Linked DNA regions of Homo sapiens: region 1 is linked to region 2. The links are chromatin loops, found by intact Hi-C in ENCODE. Cell type or tissue: left ventricle myocardium inferior. All regions are shown on one strand. Links, peaks and the distances in the headings refer to the core of each region. The heading gives the core; the rest is flanking DNA.

The links. Peaks named below come from ENCODE experiments on the same cell type or tissue, not always from the same donor. Only the 100,000 strongest peaks of a DNase experiment are listed, where the experiment ranks them.
Region 1: it touches region 2 in a loop (7-fold over the local background); 3 of 110 quality-filtered maps call a loop at or near these places.

What each region holds. Positions count from the first base shown.
Region 1 is chr1:15,597,577-15,608,437 of GRCh38, reverse strand. LOC124903854 (a long non-coding RNA gene) reads left to right here and starts at 4,895. Exons shown (of 3, transcript XR_007065483.1): 1 at 4,895-5,349. It also overlaps the pseudogene CHCHD2P6, the pseudogene LOC124904764 and the pseudogene RNU7-179P. In left ventricle myocardium inferior, for the core only: no CTCF peak of the experiment used is centred there; a DNase peak (open chromatin) is centred at 4,817; H3K4me3 peaks cover 1,843 bases; H3K27ac peaks cover 1,591 bases.
Region 2 is chr1:15,540,387-15,551,247 of GRCh38, reverse strand. It overlaps DNAJC16 (DnaJ heat shock protein family (Hsp40) member C16), which reads right to left. Exons shown (of 15, transcript NM_015291.4): 5 at 6,665-6,849; 6 at 4,377-4,481; 7 at 2,820-2,978. It also overlaps SCARNA21B. Among named protein-coding and RNA genes, the nearest start is that of DNAJC16, 19 kb to the right of the region's middle. In left ventricle myocardium inferior, for the core only: no CTCF peak of the experiment used is centred there; no DNase peak of the experiment used is centred there.

The DNA.
Region 1 (10,861 bases), core at 1,190-9,189, 58 kb before region 2:
ACCACTGCACTCCAGCCTGGGAAACAGAGCAAGACCCTGTCTTAAAAAACAGATAAACAAGCAAACAAACTTAGACAAAGAGTTACCAAATGATCCAGAAATTCTACCCCCCAAAATATACCCAAGAAAATAAAAATATATATCCACGCAAAAACTTGTACATAAATGTTCATAGCAGCATTAGTCGTAATAGCCAAAAGTAGAAACAAGTATCCATCAACTGATGAATGGATAAATAAAATGTGGTATATCCATATAAAAGAATATTATTTGGCAACCGAAAAAGAAGTATTAGTGCTACAGTTCTTTTAGAATTTGTCTAGCAGGGCCAGGCGCGGTGGCTCACGCCTGTAATCCCAGCACTTTGGGAGGCCGAGGCGGGTTGATCACGAGGTCAGGAGTTCAAGACCACCCTGGCCAAGATGGTGAAACCCCATCTCCACTAAAAATACAAAAAATTAGCCGGGTGCAGTGGCAGGTGCCTGTAATCCCAACTACTCAGGAGGCTGAGGCAGGAGAATCATTTGAACTCGGTGGGCAGAGGTTGCAGTGAGCCAAGATCGTGCCACTGCACTTCAGCCTGGGTGACAGAGTGAGACTCCATCTCAAAAAAAAAAAAAAAAAAAAAAAAAGAATTTGTTTAGCAGGTTTTCTGGTCTTCACTGGAAAGCCCCTTTAAAAAAATTAAAATAAAAGTATTGATATATACTATCACATAGATTAACCATGAAAATGTTATGCTAAGTTAAAGGAGCCAGTAACAAGAGATATATACTGTATGAGTCCAATTATATGAAATATCCAGAAAAGGCAGTCCATAAGAGACAAAGTTTATTTTATTTATTTATTTATTTTTGAGGAAAAAAAATAAAACCTGCCACCACGCCCAGGTAATTTTTTTTTTTTTTTTTTTTTTTTTTGCGATGGAGTCTTGCTCTGTTGCCCAGGCTGGAGTGCAGTGGCGTGATCTCGGCTCACTGCAAGCTCCGCCTCCCGGGTTCACGCCATTCTCCTGCCTCAGCCTCCCGATTAGCTGGGACTACTGGTGCCCACCACTGCGCCTGACTAATTTTTTGTATTTTTAGTAGAGAAGGGGTTTCACCATGTTGGCCAGGTTGGTCTCAAACTCCTGACCTCAGATGATCCACCTGCTTCAGCCTCCCAAAGTGCTGGGATTACAGGTGTGAGCCACCGCACCTGGCAGACAAAGTTTATTAGTGGTTGCCTAGGGCTTGTGGAGAATCGGGGGATGGCAGTATATGGGAAGTGACTGCTAATGGGTATAGAATATCTTTTTGGAGTAATGAAAATGTTCTAAAATTGATTTGTGGTGTTTGTTATACACACCTGTGAATATACCAAAAACCACTGAATTGTACATTTTATTTATTTTTTGAGACAGAGTCTTGCTCTGTTGCCCAGGCTAGAGTGCAGTGGCGCGATCTCGGCTCACTGCAACCTCCGCCTCCTGGGTTCAAGTGATTCTCTTGCCTCAGCCTCCCTAGTAGCTGGGATTACAGGCATGTGCCACCATGCCCGGCTTCTTTTGTATTTTTTAGTAGAGAGAGGGTTTCTCCATGTTGGTTCGGCTGGTCTTGAACTCCCAACCCCAGGTGATCCACCCACCTTGGCCTCCCAGAGTGCTGGGTTTACAGGCGTGAGCCACTGCGCCCGGCTGAATTGTACATTTTAAATGGGTGATTTTGTGATATGTGATTTAATCTCAATAAAGTTGTTAAAAATTAGTTTTGAAAAGTTCACACTGGCTGTTGAGAATGGGTTGTACCGGGCAAAAGGAGAAACACAAAAATGTTAATGGGGCTAGAAAGGTGGTGACAAAAGAGAGAGAAGCAGGTGAATTAGAGAGATACTTTGAAAAGTCAACAGGACTTGCCAATGGGTTGGACCTGGAGAATGAGGGAGAGGGAGGAATGACTTCTGAGTTGAGGGAAAGTAAACCCAAGAAATGATACACGATCAATAAATCCCAGTATCCAAGAAGTACTCTGTGTTGTACTAGGATTCAGATCCAAGATTCAACTCCTTGGAATGGGTTAGGGTTGGATTTAGGATATTTTACAACACCCTCCCACCTAGATCCAACAAGCTTTTGTGGCAGACCCGCCTGCTCACAGTTCTGCTCACTGAACTCTCCCCACCACCCCCTGCCTCTCTTAAGAGAATCACTTCTGTAGCAGAGTTCCCACAGCTCTGCCCCTCAGCTGCTTTCCTCTTGGGCCTCACCCCTTTTGGACTCTGCTCAATAGCGTCTTGGGATCTGGCTCAGAGTGTAGACTCCTACTTTTCTCATCACTCTATGAGACACACTTTGAACCTCCATTACCTGTGACCATAAATGGCTAGAGATATTTCCAGTCCTTAATTTTAAGTCAGGATGGGGTGGAGTGGAGGTTGAGAGCAGGGAGAGCTCAGAAACCAGAATCCTGCTCTAGACCAGCAGTGCTACCAAGAAGAATAGGTCCCATTTATCGATCAACGCTGTGCGTCAAGCACCTTCCAAATGATTGCTAACATTTCCAAATATTGACTTTGTGCCGGACACTCTTCTAAGCACTTTATGTGTATTGAGTCACTTAATTCTCACAGAAATCCTAGGAGGTATTATCTTCATTTTACAGATGAAACTGAAGGATAGAGGAGGGACAGTCTCTTGTCTAAGGATACACAAGCAGTACATGACGGCACAAGGATTCAAAGCAGGTAATCTGACTCAAGCTCAGTCCTCACCACCAGTTTATATTGCTACATGTAAGACCTCATTTCATCCTTCTAGAAGTCCTCAGAGACAGGAACTGTGAGTAATCATTCCCATTTCATGGATAAAGAAACTGAGGCATGGGGATTTTAATTAATGTACCCGAGTTCACATAGCTAGTAAACGGCAGACTCTCCAAATTGGAAGACAGTTGTGGAGTGAAAATATTTATTATTTTTTTTTTTGAGACGGAGTCTCATCCTGTTGCCCAGGCTGGAGTGCAGTGGCACACCTCGGCTCACTGCAACCTCTGCCTCCCAGGTTCAAGCGATTCTCCTGCCTCGGACTCCCTAGTAGCTGGGATTAAAGGCGTGCACCACCATGCCTGGCTATTTTTTTTTTCTTTTTTGGAAGAAAATGACTTTATTCTAATTAACTCACAAAGAATAAAATCATAACAGCTAGTTTAAGGAGGCCACACAAACATTTGCCCAGTCCCAGATTCTACAGAGTAGGAACACCCTCCCTTCCATTTCAATTCTGAAGCAAGGAAGCTAGGAATGACAGGAGAAGTTTAACTGATGCTTACACTTTATACCCTCACTACCAATTCTATTTTTATACTAAATTAATTAGTATGAGAGCTGATTTTCCATCTCTCCAGGTTGAACTTCTTGATTAGGCCAATCCGTTTGCAAGTCGGCACTGTTTCAGCACCTCATTGAAACCCTCACAGAGCTTGATGTCACCCTGGTTCTCGGCACACTCCAGAAACTGTTTGATCTCACAGAAGCAAGGCTGCTGCTGCTGTGCCGGCTGGGTTCCCTGAGGCTCCTGGTAAGTGATGTCAGGCCTCGCAGGCTCAGCATTACTTCCTCCACTGAAGCCCCCAGTAATGGCATGACCCAGTATGTGCCCCACAGCAGAGCCCACAGCCACGCCAGCTGCAGTGGTTGCCATCTGGGCCATCAGACCTGGCTGCCGGGGCGCAGCAGCAGAAGAGCCAACTGTAGATGGCGGTGCCGCTGCTGGTGGCTGAGCGACTGGTGCTGGCCTGGGTGCAGCTCTCATCTGAGGGGCCCGGCTGGCCGGAGGGGCCATGCGGGAGGTGTGGCTTCGGCTTCCAGGTATCCTAGGTACGCGACGGCTCGGCCTCCGGACGTGTGACAACCAGCGAAGAGCTAAGTGACTTCTTCCGCCTGGCTAATTTTTGTATCTTTAATAGAGACGGGTTTCACCATGTTGGCCAGGCTGGTCTCGAACCCTGACCTCAGGTGATCCGCCTGGCTCAGCCTTTCAAAGTCCTGGGATTACAGGCATGAGCCACCAGGCCGAAAACATTTATTTCTAACCTTTAGAGCACAAACTCTCTGTCTATACTAATTACATGGGGAGTCACCTTGCTGCGCTCCAAAACGCTCAGTTTCATCACCACATGGTCACCAGCAAAGTTTCGTTTCTTTTAAGTGGCGTGATCTCAGCTCACTGCAACCTCTGCCTCCTGGGTTCAAGCGATTGTCCTGCCTCAGCCTCCAGAGTAGCTGGGATTACAGATGCGCGCCACCACACACGGCTAATTTTTGTACTTTCAGTAGAGATGGGGTTTCGCCTAGTTGGCCAAGCTGGTCTCGAACTCCTGACCTCAAGTGATCCCAAAGCGCTGAGATTACAGGCATGAGCGACCACACGCCCGACCTTCACCCATTATTTGTCAGGAAATTTCTGGCCAGCCTAACATTAGCAGGTGTTGACGTAACTAAAAGCTTCTGTCTTACTTTGAGGAAATGCTCTTGCACAACTGAACTAGCCTCATTGACACAATTCTGCACCGTTTCACTGCTTCACCATAGCCAGCCCAGACAAGTCTCAAGCGCCGGTTTCCTTTCTTTGGTCGCACCAGCCAAAGCCAGGACTTTGTAAAAGGATACGGCGCAAACCCCAGGAATGCCTCGCCTATGCGCTCAGAGCCACAACTGCCTTCGCGAAAAGCTCTGCCAAAGGGCGGTTGCGCCGCATCACGTGCCTGCGGCGTAATCTCCCACTGGGCAGCGGCGCTGGCTCACGTGACACGTGCAGGCCAATGCCTGGCGTCCGCGCATTTGGCTCCTGGTTGCTAGGCGACGCCAACCCGATTCTGGTTGCTGGAGTTTATCCTCCCGAGGTTGCTGTGCGAGTTTCGGACTCAGCTCAAGCGCTTGGATCCCTACAGCACCTGCGAGGGCTTCTCCTGGCTGCCGCTTTCGTTCTGGCGAATGTTCGGGGTGGCAGCCCCCCTTCGAGGCTTGCACGAGGGCGTCCCGGCATCCGCGATCAAGCGGGCCCTGCTGCTTTTGGGGCTGACCCTGCGGCTGGGGTGCTGCGGCGTCGCTCTGGCTATGCCCGGTCCACTCACGGACTCCCTGCTTTGGCCTGCTCAGCTCAGGAGAACCGGGCCCGACTCCATTTCGGGCAGTGGTGGACAGGGAAACTAGTGCCTGCCTGTAGTGGTCCCAGGCATAGAGCTTCCTGCAGCTACCCTGTGGCTTAGTTCACGTTTTGTTGCTTTGACCACCGATGAGAAATGTGCAGTAGGGACCCTGTAGGAGTCTGCTTACCCGAAATGGTTTCTGTCTTGAATAGTTGTTGAGTGAAAGGTAACGTGTTTCGATTAAATATATATGTGTGTGTGTGTGTGTATTCCCAGAAGTGAAAAGACTTAAATATTCTTTTTTTTTTTTTTTTGAAATGGAGTCTCGCTCTGTCGCCCAGGTTGGAGTGCAGTGGCGCGGTCTCGGCTCACTGCAACCTCTGCCTCCCGGGTTCTCTGCCTCAGTCTCCCAGTAGCTGGGATTACAGGCGCCCACCACCACGCCTAGCTAATTTTTTTTTTTTTTTTTTTTTTTTTTTTTTTTTTTTAGTAGAGACGGGGTTTCACCATCTTGGCCAGGCTAGTCTTGAACTCCTGACCTCGTGATCCACCCACCTCGGCCTCCCAAAGTGCTGGAATTACAGGTGTGAGCCACTGCGCCTGGCCTAGGATTTTCAATCTAGAAACGGTCGTGGAGTGTCTGGGACTTGTATGTAGCTCGCTGTTTACTAGAGGGTTTGGTATTTCACGTGTATTTAATTTATATTTGGATTGGATTTTACTTACTTTTCTAATCAGCCTGTGAACTAAAGTGAACAAACAGGTTTCAGTGCCCTTTGTTTTCAGACATAAGGAAACATGACCGGAGAAATTATAGTCATGCATTGTTTAACAGAGATATGAGAAATGCATCTTAGGTGAATCTATCATTGGAATATCATAGAGTTTTTTTGTTTGTTTGTTTTGTTTTTGAGACAGGGTCTTGCTGTGTCGCTCAGGCTGCAGTGCAGTGGTGCCATGACAGCTCGCTGCAACCTCGATCTGCTGTGATACTTCTGCCTCAGCCTCCTGAGTAGCTGGGACTGCAGGCCTGCATCACCATGCCAGACTAATTTTTTAAAATTAAATTATATATTTTTGTATATTTTAATTTTCTTTTTATAGAGAAAGGGTCTTGCTATGTTTCTCAGGCTGGTCTCGAACTCCTGGTCTCAAGCAATCCACCTGCCTCAGCCCCCCAAAGTGCTGGGATTACAGGCCTGAGCTACCATGTCTAGACCACAGCCGGCTAATTTTAATTTTTTTTGTATAGACAGGGTTTCTCCCTCTGTTGCCCAGTCTGGTCTCCAACTTCTGGGCTCAAGCAGTCTTCCTGCCTTGACCTTCTAAAGTGTTGGAATTACAGGCATGAGCCACTGAGTCCTGCCCATAGAGTGTACTTACGCAAACCTAGATAGTATAGCCTACTGCACACCTAGGCTATATGATACAGCCTACTGCTCCTACGCTACAAATCTCTACAGCATGTTACTGTACTGTATACTGTAGGCAATTGTAACACAATGGTTGGTATTTTTGTATCTAAACATAGAAAGGGTACACTAAAAATGGTACAATAAAAATACAATATTGTAATCTGATGGAACCACTGTCTTATATGCAGTCTGTTGTTGACTAAAGATCATGTGACATGTGACTGTATTTGCTCAATGTATTGCATGGAGAGGGCCAGTGCTTCTCAAATGTGTGTAGTAACCACTTAGCAATCTTTTGTTTTTTTAAGACGGAGTCTCACTCTGTCACCCACGCTGGAGTGCAGTGGTGCGATCTTGGCTCACTGCAACCTCTGCCCCCCGGGTTCAAGCAATTCTCCTGCCTCAGCCTCCTGAGTAGCTGGGATTTCAGGCGCACACCACCACGCCCGGCTAATTTTTGTATTTTTAGTAGAGACGGGGTTTCACCACCTTGGCCAGGCTGGTCTTGAACTCCTGACCTCGTGATCCACCCCCCTCGGCCTCCCATAGTGCTGGGATTACAGGCGTGAGCCACCGCGCCCGGCCAGGAACCTTGTTAAACTGTATATTCTGATTCATTAGGTCTGGAGCAGGTCCTGAGAATTTCTGCAGTTCTGACAAGCTCCCAGGTGTATATGATTCTGCTGGTGTGATGCACGCCTCAAATAGCAGTAGCCCTAAGTGACACGGTTAATAGCACAATTGCCTCCTTTCCATATCTGATTCTTATGCCCAAACAACAATTTCTTAATATTTATGAAATTTCAGTTACATATGAAGAGAAAGTCATAGGATGGAAATGACAAATAGCGTTGCCAAGATAGAATTTTTATTAAGGATTCATTTTGCTTATTTTATTACTTGAAAATCTGAGAATTCACAATATTGGAAATAATGGGCTTAAAAATATCAAGCTGGCTGGGTGTGGTAGCTCGAGCCTGTAATCCCAGCACTTGGGAGGCCGAGGCGGGGGGATCACCTGAGGTCAGCAGTTTGAGACCAGCCTGGCCAACATGGTGAAACCCCATCTCTACTAAAAATACAAAAATTAGCCAGGCATGGTGGTGGGCGCCTGTAATCCCAACTTCTCGGGAGGCTGAGGCAGGAGAATTGCTTGAACCCACGAGGCGGGGTTTGCAGTGAGCCAAGATGGCACCACTGCACTCCAGCTTGGGCCACAAGAGCAAAACTCCATCTCGAAAAAAAAAAAAGTATCCAGCGACACGGTAGCTCACGCCTGTAATCCCAGCACTTTGGCTGGTCAAGGCAGGTGGATCACGAGGTCAGGAGTTCAAGAACAGCCTGGCCAAGATGGTGAAACCCCATCTCTAATAAAAACGACAAAAATTAGCTGGGCACAGTGGCAGGCACCTGTAATCCTAGCTACTCGGGAGGCTGAGGCAGGAGAATCGCATGAACCTGGGCGGCAGATGTTGCAGTGAGCCGAGATTGCGCCACTGAACTCCAGCCTGGGCGACAGAGAGACTCCATCTCAAAAGAAAAAAAAAAAGTATTAAGCTTTTTGTTGTTAGAAAGTCTTTAACTGCTGGGCGTTGTGGCTCACGCCGGTAATCCCAGCACTTTGGGAGGCCAAGGCAGGCGAATCACCTGAGGTCGGAAGTTCAAGACCAGCCTGACCAACATGGAGAAACCCCATCTCTACTAAAATTACAAAATGAGCTGGGCGTGGAGGCACATGCCTGTAATCCCAGCTACTCGGGAGGCTGAGGCAGGAGAATCACTTGAATCCCGGAGGTGGAGGTTGCAGTGAGCGGACATCATGCCACTGCACTCCAGCCTGGACAACAGAGTGAGACTGTGTCTCAAAAAAAAAAAAAAAAAAAAAAGATTTGTTAGGCAGGACCAGAGCAATGCCAACTCTAGGGCTAATTATTCCCCTGAGGCAAGACCTTCATAAGTACTCTTTCCAATGCCCCACACATTACGAGTTTTTCCAATCTGGATCATAGGAGTAGGCACTATTCCTTCTAATCCAGGGGTCCCAGTCTCCAGGCCGCGGACTAGTACCAGTTGGTGGTCTGTTAAGAGCCGGGCCGCATAGCAGGAGGTGAGTGGCAGGCGAGCGAGCATTACTGCCTGAGTTCTGTCTCCAGTCAGATCAGCAGCAGTATTCCATTCTCATAGCAGCACAAACCCTATTGTGAACTGTGCACGTGAGGGATCTAGGTTGCCCACTCCTTATGAGAATCTAACGAACGTCTGATGAACTGAGGTGGAAGAGTTTCATCCCGAAACTCCAAAAAGGTTAGGAATCGCTGTAGTAATCCTTTTACGTGGTTCTTTCCCCAGCCTTGTGTAGTTTTCTTACATATGTATCCTGAACAGTACTCTGCTGAATGCTAGAGGCGGGGACCTTTTACAGATCTCTGGGGTTCTGTCTGAACAACTCTCTTTCTCTGGTACTCTGTCCTTTCCATCTGGCTACCTTGGTCTCCCTGGACTCAGCTCTGTCTCCTCAGCTCCGGGATTCCACCAGGCCCTTCCTCACTTTGCTCTTCTTGCAGTAGAGCCTGGAAACCCTCAAGGCAGTAAGCTGGAGCAATAATAGGGCTCACTTCACTTGTACTTTTTTTTTTTTGAGACGGAGTCTGGCACTGTTGCCCAGGCTGGAGTGCAGTGGCGCGATCTCAGCTCACTGCCACCTCCACCTCCAGGGTTCAAGCGATTCTTCTGCCTCAGCCTCCCGAGTAGCTGGGACTACAGGCGTGTACCACCACACCCGGCTAATTTTTGTATTTTTAGTAGAGACGGGGTTTCACCATATTGGCCAGACTGGTCTCGGACTCCTGTCCTCGTGATCCGCCCGCCTCGGGCTCCGAAAGTGCTGGGATTACCGGCGTGAGCCACCGCGCCCAGCCATTTGTACTTTTTTCAGGGATTTCTGTCCTTTGTTGCGTGATATCCGGTGTCTTAAAGACCATTTGTTACATTTTGGGGATCCGTATTTTGGTTGTTTATGTGGGAAAGTAAATCTAGCCCCTGTTTATCTTCAGTTCTGGAAGTGGAAGTCCAAATATCACACCCACCTGGCACACTTTTACCACCCCAAACCATTGAATATGGAAACTGTTTTAAGTGAGGTTGTATACTATTGAACTCATATCCAATTACTTCCAGGGGAAGCTATTATCCTGTCTTGATATCCCTAACAGACTTAACCAATGCCTGGCACTTGGCTGACATTCACTAAAAGCTGGAGAGCATGAATAAACTATTTTTAGCAGACAGCTGTTGATCAGCTTATGGTGTTTTCTTCCAACATTTGTTGATGGGCTTTTGCAATTTTCTTTTTGCCTGCCGGCAGCAAAAGGAAGCCAGGCAAAATGGACATTTCTGGGACTTGTTACTCATGATTGTAATTATCCACAAAAACGCACCCTTTAAAAAGCTTTGATAGGCATGAAGGAACTTTTGGGGGTGATAGAAATGTTCTAAAACTGAGTTGTGATGGTTGCACAAGGGGACGAAAAATCATTAACTTGTACACTTAAAAATGGGTGAATTTTGTGGTATGTAAATTACACCTAAAAAAAAGCTTTTTTAAAAAGCTTATCTGAAAGATTTCCAGGCATTTTAAGGTGAAAAAAGGACACATTGCCAACAATTTGTACAGGAGAAACCTGTACTTTTTCCAAAGTCTCATATGAATTAAAGTACAACCTTGAGGCCAGGTGCCTGTAATCCCCACACTTTTTTCCCAGCACTTTTGGATGCTGAGGTGGGCAGATCACTTGAGGCCAGGAGTTCGAGACCAGCCTGGCCAACATGGCAAAACCCCTTCTCTACTAAAAATACAAAAATTAGCTGGCTGTGGTGGTGGGCACCTGTAATCCCAATTACTCAGAAGGCTGAGGCAGAAGAATTGCTTGAATCCAGGAGGCGGAGGGTTGCAGTGAGCCAAGATTGCACCACTGCCCTCCAGGCAGGGCAACACAGCAAGACTCCATCTCAAACAAAACAAAACAAAACAAAACAAACAAACAACCTTGAGCAGGAGTAGGAGCAGACTATGGTCAACTTATACTTTGTACAATACATATGTATTAGGTGTAATCAGGAAAATATTAAAGATTTTAAAAGAAAGACTAACACTGAGAAAAATCAAAGGGCAATTCCAAGAGAAAAGGGGCTTATTTGATCGAAAGGGAAGATTCCATTTCCTTCTCCACTGGCTCCTAATGTGGTGGTGGTGGGGCGTGGGGGTTCACACCAAAAAATTCTACAATTCTCTGCAGACCTTAGGAGGGTGTCTGTCAGTCTCTT
Region 2 (10,861 bases), core at 1,792-9,791:
ATCAAAAAGACATGCACTCAAGGGTTAAGGTTTAATAAAATTAACACTTCTTACTGCTTCATCAAAGATATAAGGTGAGGCCGGGCACGGAGGCTCACGCCTGTAATCCCACCACTTTGGGAGACTGAGGTGGGCGGATCACCTGAGGTCAGGAATTCAAGAACAGCCTGGCCAACATGGTGAAACCCCATCTCTACTAAAAATACAAAAATTAGCCGGGCATGGTGGCAGGTGCCTGTAATCCCAGCAACTCGGGAGGCTGAGGCAGAAGAATTGCCTGAACCCGGGAGGCGGAGGTTGCAGTGAGCCGAGATCATGCCATTGCACTCCAGCCTGGGCGACAGAGTGAGATTCTGTCTCCAAAAACAAAAGAAAACAAAATACATGAAGTGAATCTAGTGGTTTGTTTTTGCTGCGAGTGATTGGGGGTGAAGCACACAATGATGGTAGGTGGCCTGGTGCCCTGCCTGGATTCATGCACTGGCACTGGCAGCTTCACCCACTACTGCTTTGGTACTATCAGTGTAAATGTCAACACAGTGAAAAAGGCAAATCGTGTCTTGATATGATCTCACAGACTTTCTCTTGAAGGATCTTTGAGAATCCCCAGGAGTCTATCAACCACATTCTGAAAACTGCTGTCCTAGAGAACTCTGTACTTAGGTTATGATATTCATTGCAACACTATTCCTCAAAGCCCCCAATGTCCACCAACGGAAGAATGATTCAATAAATTATAATGGCCATAAATACCATATAGCAATGACAACAAATTACCTAGAGCAACAGGAAACCACTGGTGCTACTAGTGATCATTAAGCCACCTGCTGTTGTGAAAACTGAGTTTGTTAAGCATACACTTGATATCCACAAAGAGCAAGCTGGTAAAGCAGCCATTCTACCAATAATTTTGTAAATGTATTTGATTTACAATTTTCCCCAGTGGGATAAATAAATATAATTCTCAGAACTATAAACTGTTCCGAAAGACCAATTTAGGAAATCCTCATCCATTTACCCTGGATTGAGATTATCTTCTCTTTTCTATTCGGACACTGGTATTTGTTTTCTTCCTGACTTGCAGCACCTTCTCGTCTCCATCAGGCACCCCCTTGTCTTGTGTGCCGGTGGCTGTTCTGAGTTTTGTCCTTGGCCTCCTTGGCCTTACTTTACATACAGCAGTCATCCCCTAACTGCAGAGGATACGTTCCAAGACCCCCAGTAGGTGCCTGAAACCACATAGTACTGAACTCTATACAAACTATGTTTTTTTCCTATACACATACCTATGATAAAGTTTATCAATTAGGCACAGCAAGAGATTAACAACAACAATATTTAAATAGAACAATTCTAACAATATACTGTAATAAAGTGATGTGAACATGGTCCCCCTCGCTCAAAACATCTTTTTTTTTTTTTTTTTTTTTGAGACGGAGTCTTGCTCTGTCGCCCAGGCTGGAGTGCAGTGGGCGGCGTGATCTCAGCTCACTGCAAGCTCCGCCTCCTGGGTTCACGCCATTCTCCTGCCCCAGCCTCCCGAGTAGCTGGGACTACAGGGGCCCACCACCACGCCCGGCTAATTTTTTGTATTTTTAGTAGAGACGGGGTTTCACCACGTTGGCCAGGATGGTCTCAATCTCCTGACCTCGTGATCTGCCCGCCTCGGCCTCCCAAAGTGCTGGGATTACAGGCGTGAGCCACCACGCCCGGCTTCAAAATATCTTCTTGCACTGTAGTCACCTATGTTTTGGACCTGGTTGACTGTGGGTAACTGAAACCTCAGAAACTGAAAAAGGGGTAAGTGGGGTGGATCAGGGGAGACTACGGTATTATGCCGGGAAGATCTTACCCTACTCAGGACTTCAACCACTAACCATTTACTGATGATACACCAGTTTCTATCCCCAGCCTGTATGCTTTTCTTAAGATCTCGATTCCTATACCCAACTGTAGAAAGGACTTCTCCCCTTCTATTTCCTACAGGCAGCTCTAATTCAGTATGTCCACAGCCAAAGTTCTTATCTTTCTAAACCTGCTCTTCTTTCTTTACGGTCCACTTTCCCATCTGGTTTCCATGGTTTCAGGTACCCTTCTGTGTTCACAGGACACCTGAGCTGCCATTAGAGTGGACTGCCTCTAGCAAGATAGTACTTGTTTCTCTATACCCTCAACAGTACTATTTTAACTTAGAAAATCTTTGACAGTTGGATGGGTGAAAAAAGGTTAATGTTCTCTGATTACTTGTGAGATTTAATTTTTAAAAATGGTTATTAGTCTTCTCAGAATTTTATGATTTTCTTGATTAAAAGCTCTTTAGAAATTAAAAATATCAACATTTTAATATTTGTTATAAATATTCCCCCAGTTTTTTAACTTTACATTTTAAAGTATTTACATAAAAACATAAAATTTAGAGTCAAGTTATCAAGATTTTCCAAGATTTTTCCCCAATGCTTTTTAACCCTTTCCTACCTTAAGATCAGATAAATATTCATCTGTACATTCTCTCAGTTAGTTTGTGGCTTCTTCTTATTCCTTTTTATTACTGTTTTACATTTAACTTTTAAATTCATTTTGGAAAAAGATTGTTGGTTTTCCAACAGGAGCCCTTTAAAGGTGCTAAAATTTTTAAACGTTTTAAATTAAAAATTTTAAAGCAAACGGTACCAAGTTAGATAAAAAAATTCATTAAAAAATTTTGTGCATCTGAAGGAAGATCCTTTCCTTCAGCCACTTTGTTCAATTTTGCTGTTTATTTACATAAAATCTTGGGATAAAATGTGAAGAAAATCTTAACCAAGGTGACCCTCACGTACCTGGATAACATCGGCAGGCCTGTTTATATGTTCTTTAAAGACCAAGAGGGTAGGGGCGTAGATATTGATGTTGTACCGCCTTGTCATCTCTTCCGTCCCTCTCAAACCCACATATACATATCCAAATGATAAATAATCTTTGTATGCAAAGGCAGTCAACTGTTAGGGCATAATAGAGAGGAAGAAAATAAAACTACAGCAAAGATGTAAATGACAAATCAAGTAGGGCTTTTTCACATCACTGAGCAGAGAGGTACATGCCAGCTTACACAGCTCCACTAGGTCTTCCGTATCCTTGTATACTTCCATTCTATGGTGTTCCATGTGCAAAAACTGTACCAACAAAGTAAATACAAACAACTCTCTTCTTTTTCATAGCTAAAGCAAAATAACGATCTTCTTGAAATCTGTACTGGTCAGGAGGCATGAGTTTGGGGATTACCTGTACCGTAATTAGGTAAGATGGCAGTGACCATGCCACTGATAACACCTTCCTCTCCGTCTCATGTCACAGTGACATGAGAGGTAGTGGGGAGTGTAGGTAGGCTGGGAGTGTAGTGGGGGAATCATTCACAGGGCAGGTCTGAAGTCAGTGGGAATCGCGCTCACCATGCTGTAGTGAGAACTTGGGTGGGTTATATGACTGCTCTAAGCCTCAGTATCTTGCTCTATGCAAACAGGGATAGTGGCCAGGCGTGGTGGCTCATGCCTTTAATCCCAGCACTTTGGGAGGCCGAGGTGGGCGGATCACTTGAGGTCAGGAGTGCAAGACCAGCCTGGCCAACATGGTGAAACCCCATCTCCACTAAAACACAAAAATTAGCCGAGCGTGGTGGTGTGTGCCTGCAGTCCCAGCTACTCTGGAGGCAGAGGTGAAAGAATTGCTTGAACCCGGTAGGCGGAGGTTGCAGTGAGTCTAGATCACACCACTGCACTCCAGCATGGGCAACAGAGTGAGACTTGGTCTCCGAAAAAAAAAAAAAAGCCCATCACAGTGGCTCATGCCTGTAATCCCAGCAATTTGGGAGGCTGAGGCAGGTGGGTCACAAGGTCAGGAGTTCGAGAGCAGCCTGGCCAACATGGTGAAACCCTGTCTCTACTAAAAATAGAAACGTTAGCTGGGCATGGTAGCACGCACATGTAGTCCCAGCTACTTGGGAGGCTGAGGCAGAAGAATCGCTTGAACCTGGGAGATGGAGGCTGCAGTGAGCCGAGGAGATCGCGCCACTGCACTCCAGCCTGGGCGACAGAGCGAGACTCTGTCTCAAAAAAAAAAAAAAAAGAAACAGGGATAGTATCTCCATCACTGGGTTCTTCTGAGGATTACATGATATGTGCATAGAAAGCACTAACACAGTAACTGGCATTAATCAGTACTCAATGTATGATGGTTATGTAAAATTTCTGGTCTTCAAACATTTCTCATGGATGAAACTGTTTCTTACAAAAAAGACAAATAGGCTATAAGTTCCAACTCAGAGATTACTTTCTGCTAAAAAAAAAAAAAAAAAAAGAAAAGAAAAGAAAAAGAAACCATTATCCTAGCATAGAAAGTACCTTGTATAACAGTGGCACAATGGGCGTTTGGTCAAACAGAAGGACATGAGGCTTATTCTCTTGCTGCCAGCCAGAGAGGAATCTGACGTAATTTTTATTTGTAACCTTAAATTGAAAATAGAATGTTAGTCTCAATATTTAATTCTTAACAATTGTATTATACTCCAGTCAGGAGAAAATAAACAAATCAAGTAAGTGTAAAAGATTGCAAAAAATAAAAATGCAGATAACTAATCTTTTTGTCTTCATTTGGCTAAAGCTATTAAAAGAATGGTGATATTGATTTCATATTTTCATTGAACTCTTACAGACTGAAATCATAATCCTGTCTGAAACAATTACTGACCATATTATAAAAACTGAGCTTCCAGAGTTGGTTCTTGCTTAATTACAGAGTATACTTCTTAATATACTAGCCAGCAGAAAATAACACACAACTGCCCCTTTCAATATCTATCTATCTACCTATCTATCTATCTATCATCTATCTATCATGCCTCAGTCTCCCATCTATCTATCACACCTCAGTCTCCCAGCTTGCCCCTCACCCTTTTTTCTGAGACAGGGTCTTGCTTTGTTGCCCAGGCTAGAGTGCAGTGGCATGATCATGGCTCATTGCACCCTCAACCTCCCAAACCTCCCAGGATCAAGTGATCCTCCCACCTCAGCCTCCTGAATAGCTGGAGCTACAGGTACATGGCACCATGCCTGGCTAATGTTTGCATTTTTTGTAGAGATTGGGTCTCAGTATGTTGCCCAGGCTGGTCTTGAACTTATGGACTCAAGCGATGCTCACACCTCAGCCTCCTAAAGTGCTGGGATTACAGGTATGAGCCACCACTCCAGGCCAGCTTGCTCTTTTTAAACGGCGTAAATAAAAATAAGCTGGTCCACCCCCTCTATACATTATATAATTTCATTTATTGTTATCTGAATTGTTACTTTCCTCCACTGATATCTTAAAATATTCCTGAGAGAAATTAAAAACATGAATAAATTATCTAGCTAGAAATTTTTCTTAGTCGTTAAAAAAAGTTTATCTTTCCATACTGCATCTAGAATGATTTATATAAAACTCAAATTTGATCATTTCACTCTTCTGCTCAAACCCCTACAACGGCTCCATGTGGGCCAAGGCCCAAGTTCCTTAAAGGAGCGTGAAGGTGCTCTGAGGCCCTCACAGGGAGATTCCTAATAACCTCTCCATCCCCCTCCTCTGCTGCTCACCAGTGAAAACTTCTTACAAAGCGGGCTATTTCATGTCTCCAGATTTCTGCCTGCCTGCAACCCAACCTGGTCCAAGGGTCACTTCTGCCAGGAAGCCTTTCCCAACTCATTACGATGGGCTCCAACATACTGGAAATAACCACCCGCTTGGGAGCTGCTTGAAACGGCTATGTTAATCTATGCCGGGCACAGAAGAGATATTTTATGTAAATGTTTGAGGATCTATCAGGACAATCTATCACCATTTTAGAAGCCTCCAATATTCTCTGACAAACTTTTAAGTTAATTCCAACAAATATTTCTCCTATAGATAATGATCCCAGTAGGACAGTCTAGGAATAGCACATGTAGAAATACGATGAAAATTTTTTATGTTCACTTTCCCTGTATTCTTAAGAGAATGAATTATTTAAAGCAAAATGAGAGTCCGTTCCTAGTTACTTTGATCCCTAAATTAAGATATTGAAAAAAACATATTAGGTGCTTAAATATGGAAATAATAGACCAATGTGAACTTTATCTGGCTTCTCTATTTCAACCTTTTCTTTGTGAAATTCATTCATATTATTGTCACTGTAAGTTTCTGAAGTTTCAAAAATAATATTTGATTTCATGGAATCTGGCATTTTCCATAGATATGATCGTTAAACATATAACCAAATATAATTAAATTTGCATAAAGACAAATATCTTCACATGAACAAATTTATGAGCCAGAAAGAAATCCCTAATTCTTTCTAACATGTGATTTAATTTTTTTGTTTAGAAAATAGGCACTGTCATTTTAGGCTCAGATTCCTATGACAGTGTAAGTTCTGCAAGATGGGTATTAATAGGAATTAATTCTTTCAGTCTCTGTACTTCATCTGTTTCAATTATTAGTCTCCTACAGACTTCACTTAAACGATTTAGTTTGAGTAATTAATTAATTAATAAGTGTCATGCCTTCCTCACAATGAAACTCAGGTTTGAGAGGACTACAGAAAATGTTCTGGGCAATTAACAGTCCTAGGTACCTCTTAAACTACTTCTCAGCCATAGTTTCCTTGACAGATACTTACTTTCTCCACCAAGTTCCCTGGAAGAAGACTTTCTACAAATTGTCGCAGATTTTCACGGACAACTGCATTGTGGAAGAAGGAGATTTTCCCGTTAATGATTCCTAGGATAGAGGGCGTGCTGTGTGCCCCTAGGTGATGGGCCAGGCGTCTCTCATACCCAGCATGGACCACGCCAATTCCTACACCTGAAAAGAATGGAAGATCCAAATGAAGCCTTTTTATGTCTCCATGGCAGCTGGAAAAAGTGCTAAGTAATTTTTTGGTGTGAAATTGAAATCCCGACCTCATAGGAGATGTCTTTCCTAATAGACTGTCTAGCATTCTTTCACTGCTGGAATTCTAGATTGGTTCAGTTTTTCTGTAGAGCAATCTGGCAATATGTAAGAAGAGTTACAAATGTGTGTGTGTGTGTGTGTGTGTGTGTGTGTGTGTATGCATATACATAAAACAAAATGGGGTCATCTCATACTTATTTCACTTAATACTTGAACAACTTTTCTTGTTCTTTCATCCAACCATATATTTGGAGGGCCAGTTACTCTGCTAACACTGGAGACACATTCAATATTAAAGGCCGATAAATGTACATTTTCTTTTGGATGTCTACTAGACTTCTCAAGCTTAACATTTCCAAAAACGAACCCCTAATCTCCTCCCACAGACCTGTCCTACCCACGTCTTTGCCATTTCAGTTGATGACAGCTCCATCCTTCCAGTTACTCAGGGCAAAAACTGTAAGCGTCATCTTTGGCTTCTCTTATCTGTTGCACCCCACATCCAATCTGTCGGCAAGTCTTGTTGGTTTTCTCTTTAGAAAATGTCTGGAATTCAACTGTTTTTCATCACTTTCATTATATGCCCTGCTCTGAGTCATCATTATCTCTCCTGCCTATGTTGCTGCAATAATATCCTAAATGCTCTCCCCCTATTTCTCCCTGTCTCCTGACAGTCTGTTCTTAACATAGCAGCCAGGCTGCTCCTCCTAAAACATAAAAATGGATCACATCACTCCTCTGCCCAAACCCTGCAAAGACCCATTTCAGCTGGAATAAAATGCACAATCCTCACAGAGGCCAACAAGACCCTTTGTGTTTGGCCCCTGGTTCCCCATGCCCTCTTCTTCCACTCCTCCAACAGCCTGCGCCAGTCCCCAGCGTCCTTGCTGTGCTATGAAGACAGTGGATGCTCCTGCCTCAGGGCCTTGGCTGTTCCTTCAGCCTGAAGTGTGCATCTCCGTGACTTCTGCGTAGCTGACTTCTTTACCAACTTCAAGTCCTGAATGCGGCCTACCTTGGCACCATATTTAAAACAGTACTCCCCACACTCAGGGTCCACACACAACCTGCTCACTTTAACTTTTTCCACAGCGTTTACCATCTTCTAAGGTACCACCCACTTTCCTTCTGTCAATTGTTTATTGTCTGTCTCCCCTTCTAGAATGTAAGCCTCATGAAGATAGGGATCCCTTTGTAGTCCACTGATGTATCCCCAACACCAGACCAGAGCCTGGCACATAGTAGGAGCTCACTGAAACTGGGCCATCAATCTATTTAATTCATTTATTGTTGCACACTGAAGTTGTGAGAGAGGAAAAACCAACCTGTTTTTCCTACTCACACTCAACACAATGCTTTCCCTGACACTCATTGTGTAAGAGATGGGGTCTCACTATGTTGCCCAGGCTGGTCTCAAACTCCTGGGCTCAAGCGATCTTCCTGCCTCAGCCACCTGAGTAGCTGGGATTCCAGGCACGTGCCACTATGCCCAACTCAATGCTTCCCTTCTGACACCACACGCTGTGGGGGTGGGGGTTCCCCATAAATCCTCCAGCAGACACCAATTGGGTATCAACTCAGTTCTGACACTATCTACCCAGAGGAAGCATCAGGTCCTGCAGGTGAAGGGTTCAGTCCCGTAAGACTGCTCCCACTTCAGACGCCAGAAGTCCCAGGTTGTGTCCTGTACTTCCAACCAACTGGCTATAAATCAAAGGGTCCCATGACCCTCCTTGGGTTCAACTAACTTGCTCGAGCTGCTCACAGAACTCAGGGGAACATTCCTTATGGTTACTCATTAGGTATAAGGGATATTACAAAGGAGACAGATGATCAGCCAGAAGGAAGAGAGGTACATGGTAAGGTATATGGAAGGGTGGGAGCATCCTGCCCTCCCAGGGCTCACCACCCTCCAGGCACCTCCATGTGTTCAGCCACCTGGGAACTCTCAAACCCAGTAGTTCAGGGATTAAATATATATATATGTTCATTTTTTTTGCCAGTAAATGTGAGGCTAGGACACCCCAGGTGAGGCTCCTTACTCAAACGCCTCTCCCATACGGGAGGATGCCTGGGCCCTCTACTGTAGGCTTGGCTGAGGGGAGGTGGTGTAGACTGAGCCCACCCCCCAGGAAACCGAGCCAGAGTTCAGGGATTTTTATGAAGGCTTCATCATACAGGCGTGATCAATTATTAACTCAATCTCCAGCCCCTCTCCTCTTTCTGGAGGATGAGGGTGAAACTTTCAAACTTCTAATCATGGTTTGTTTTTTCTGGTGACCAGCTCCCACACAGGGGCCCACTAAGAGTCGCCTCAATAGAACAAAAGATGCTCCCATCCTGCAGGAAATTCCAAGGATTAGGTGCTCCATCTCAGGAATCAGAGTCAAAGATCAAATACGAGAGCAAAAGATTATCTTAGCACCCCTATTGATCAGGCAATCTCAAGGGTGTTAGGAGATCTGTGCCAGGAACTGGGAACAAACACCAAAATATACATATATTTCTTATTATAAAGCACAATATTAAAGTTGCTTTTAGCCTAATTCTTAACATTATAAGGAATGCTGACGGGCATCCTTGTACATCTTTGTACATACATCTTTGTGCATACATCTTTGTGCTCTTGTGCGCTTATTTTCTAATTAGTAAATTCCTAAAATGAAATTGCTGAGTAAATGGCAGGGATCCCAAACTTAATGTTTTAAAACTGCTGAGCAGACTAAACCAAGCTCTCTGTAGGCTACCTGACTTTGACTGTTGCAGTCTCTCAAGGGCAGGAAAGGAGGAGCCTTAGGAATTGTATAGTCCGCTTCCCTCATTTTACAGATACAGAGAGAGGTTCAGAGAGGTAAAGTGACTTTTTCCAGGTTGCAGAGCTGACAGAATTGCAGAACAAGAATCCAAATTGGATTCTTGGCTCTTCTCTAGAGCCAAGTACAGTATACTATATCACACTGCAGTCATTAAAAATAACTATGGAACAATGTCAATAAATGGAAGCATACAGAGAATTATATGAGCAGAAGAAAGAAAAAGAATAAAGCAGGCACATACATTGGGAGATTTGGTCATTCGTAAAGACAGAAGAGACATCACCTAGGGAGGTCAACTGGCTACAAGACAAAGGCCCAAGGGAGGGATTATCACTTCTTGAGTGCCTTCTTTAGCACACCTAGAGCTTTATATACATTATACTTTTCATACTCACAATCATTCTGCAAGGTAAGTATTGCTATCTTTATGGCTAAGGAAACTGAAGCTGGGGGAGGGTGAGGCATCATGGTTTGTGTGCAGTGGAACCAGGATCTGAATCTAGTTCTAGCTGACCACAAAGCCTGGACTTCTTACTGCCTCCAATGACCAGTTCTGCCCCAGGTTCTGAACATTAGAGGGATCAATTTCTCAGTGACTGACTCACCCTAAATGACCTTACCAGGGATTGCTATATAGATTGAATGCCAATTTATGAACTGATCCTGGGAAATATGCCTTTCTAGTAACTGTGCCATTCAGTATACGTTATACCAGACCGAGCGCACACAGAAACCTGAATTAGAAACTGAAAAGTTGGCTGGGCACGGTGATTCATGCCTGTAATACCAGTGCTTTGGGAGGCTGAGGCGGGAGGATCGCTTGTGACCAGGAGTTTAAGACCAGCCTTCACCATCTCTTTCGTATCTCCTGGAGTTTAAGACCAATCTTCACCATCTCTATTTTACCTATAAGAAAACTGAGACATGGAGAGGTGAAGTCCCAGGGTGACAGAGTTGGCAAGTGACGGTGATGGGATCTGAACCCAGGAAGTCTGGCTCTGGGATCTGTGACGATTAACGTGATGAGTCTAAAAAAAAGTTAGCTGGGCATGCCCGTGTGTGCCTCTAGTCCTAGCTACGTGGGAGGCTGTGGTTGGAGAAATAGA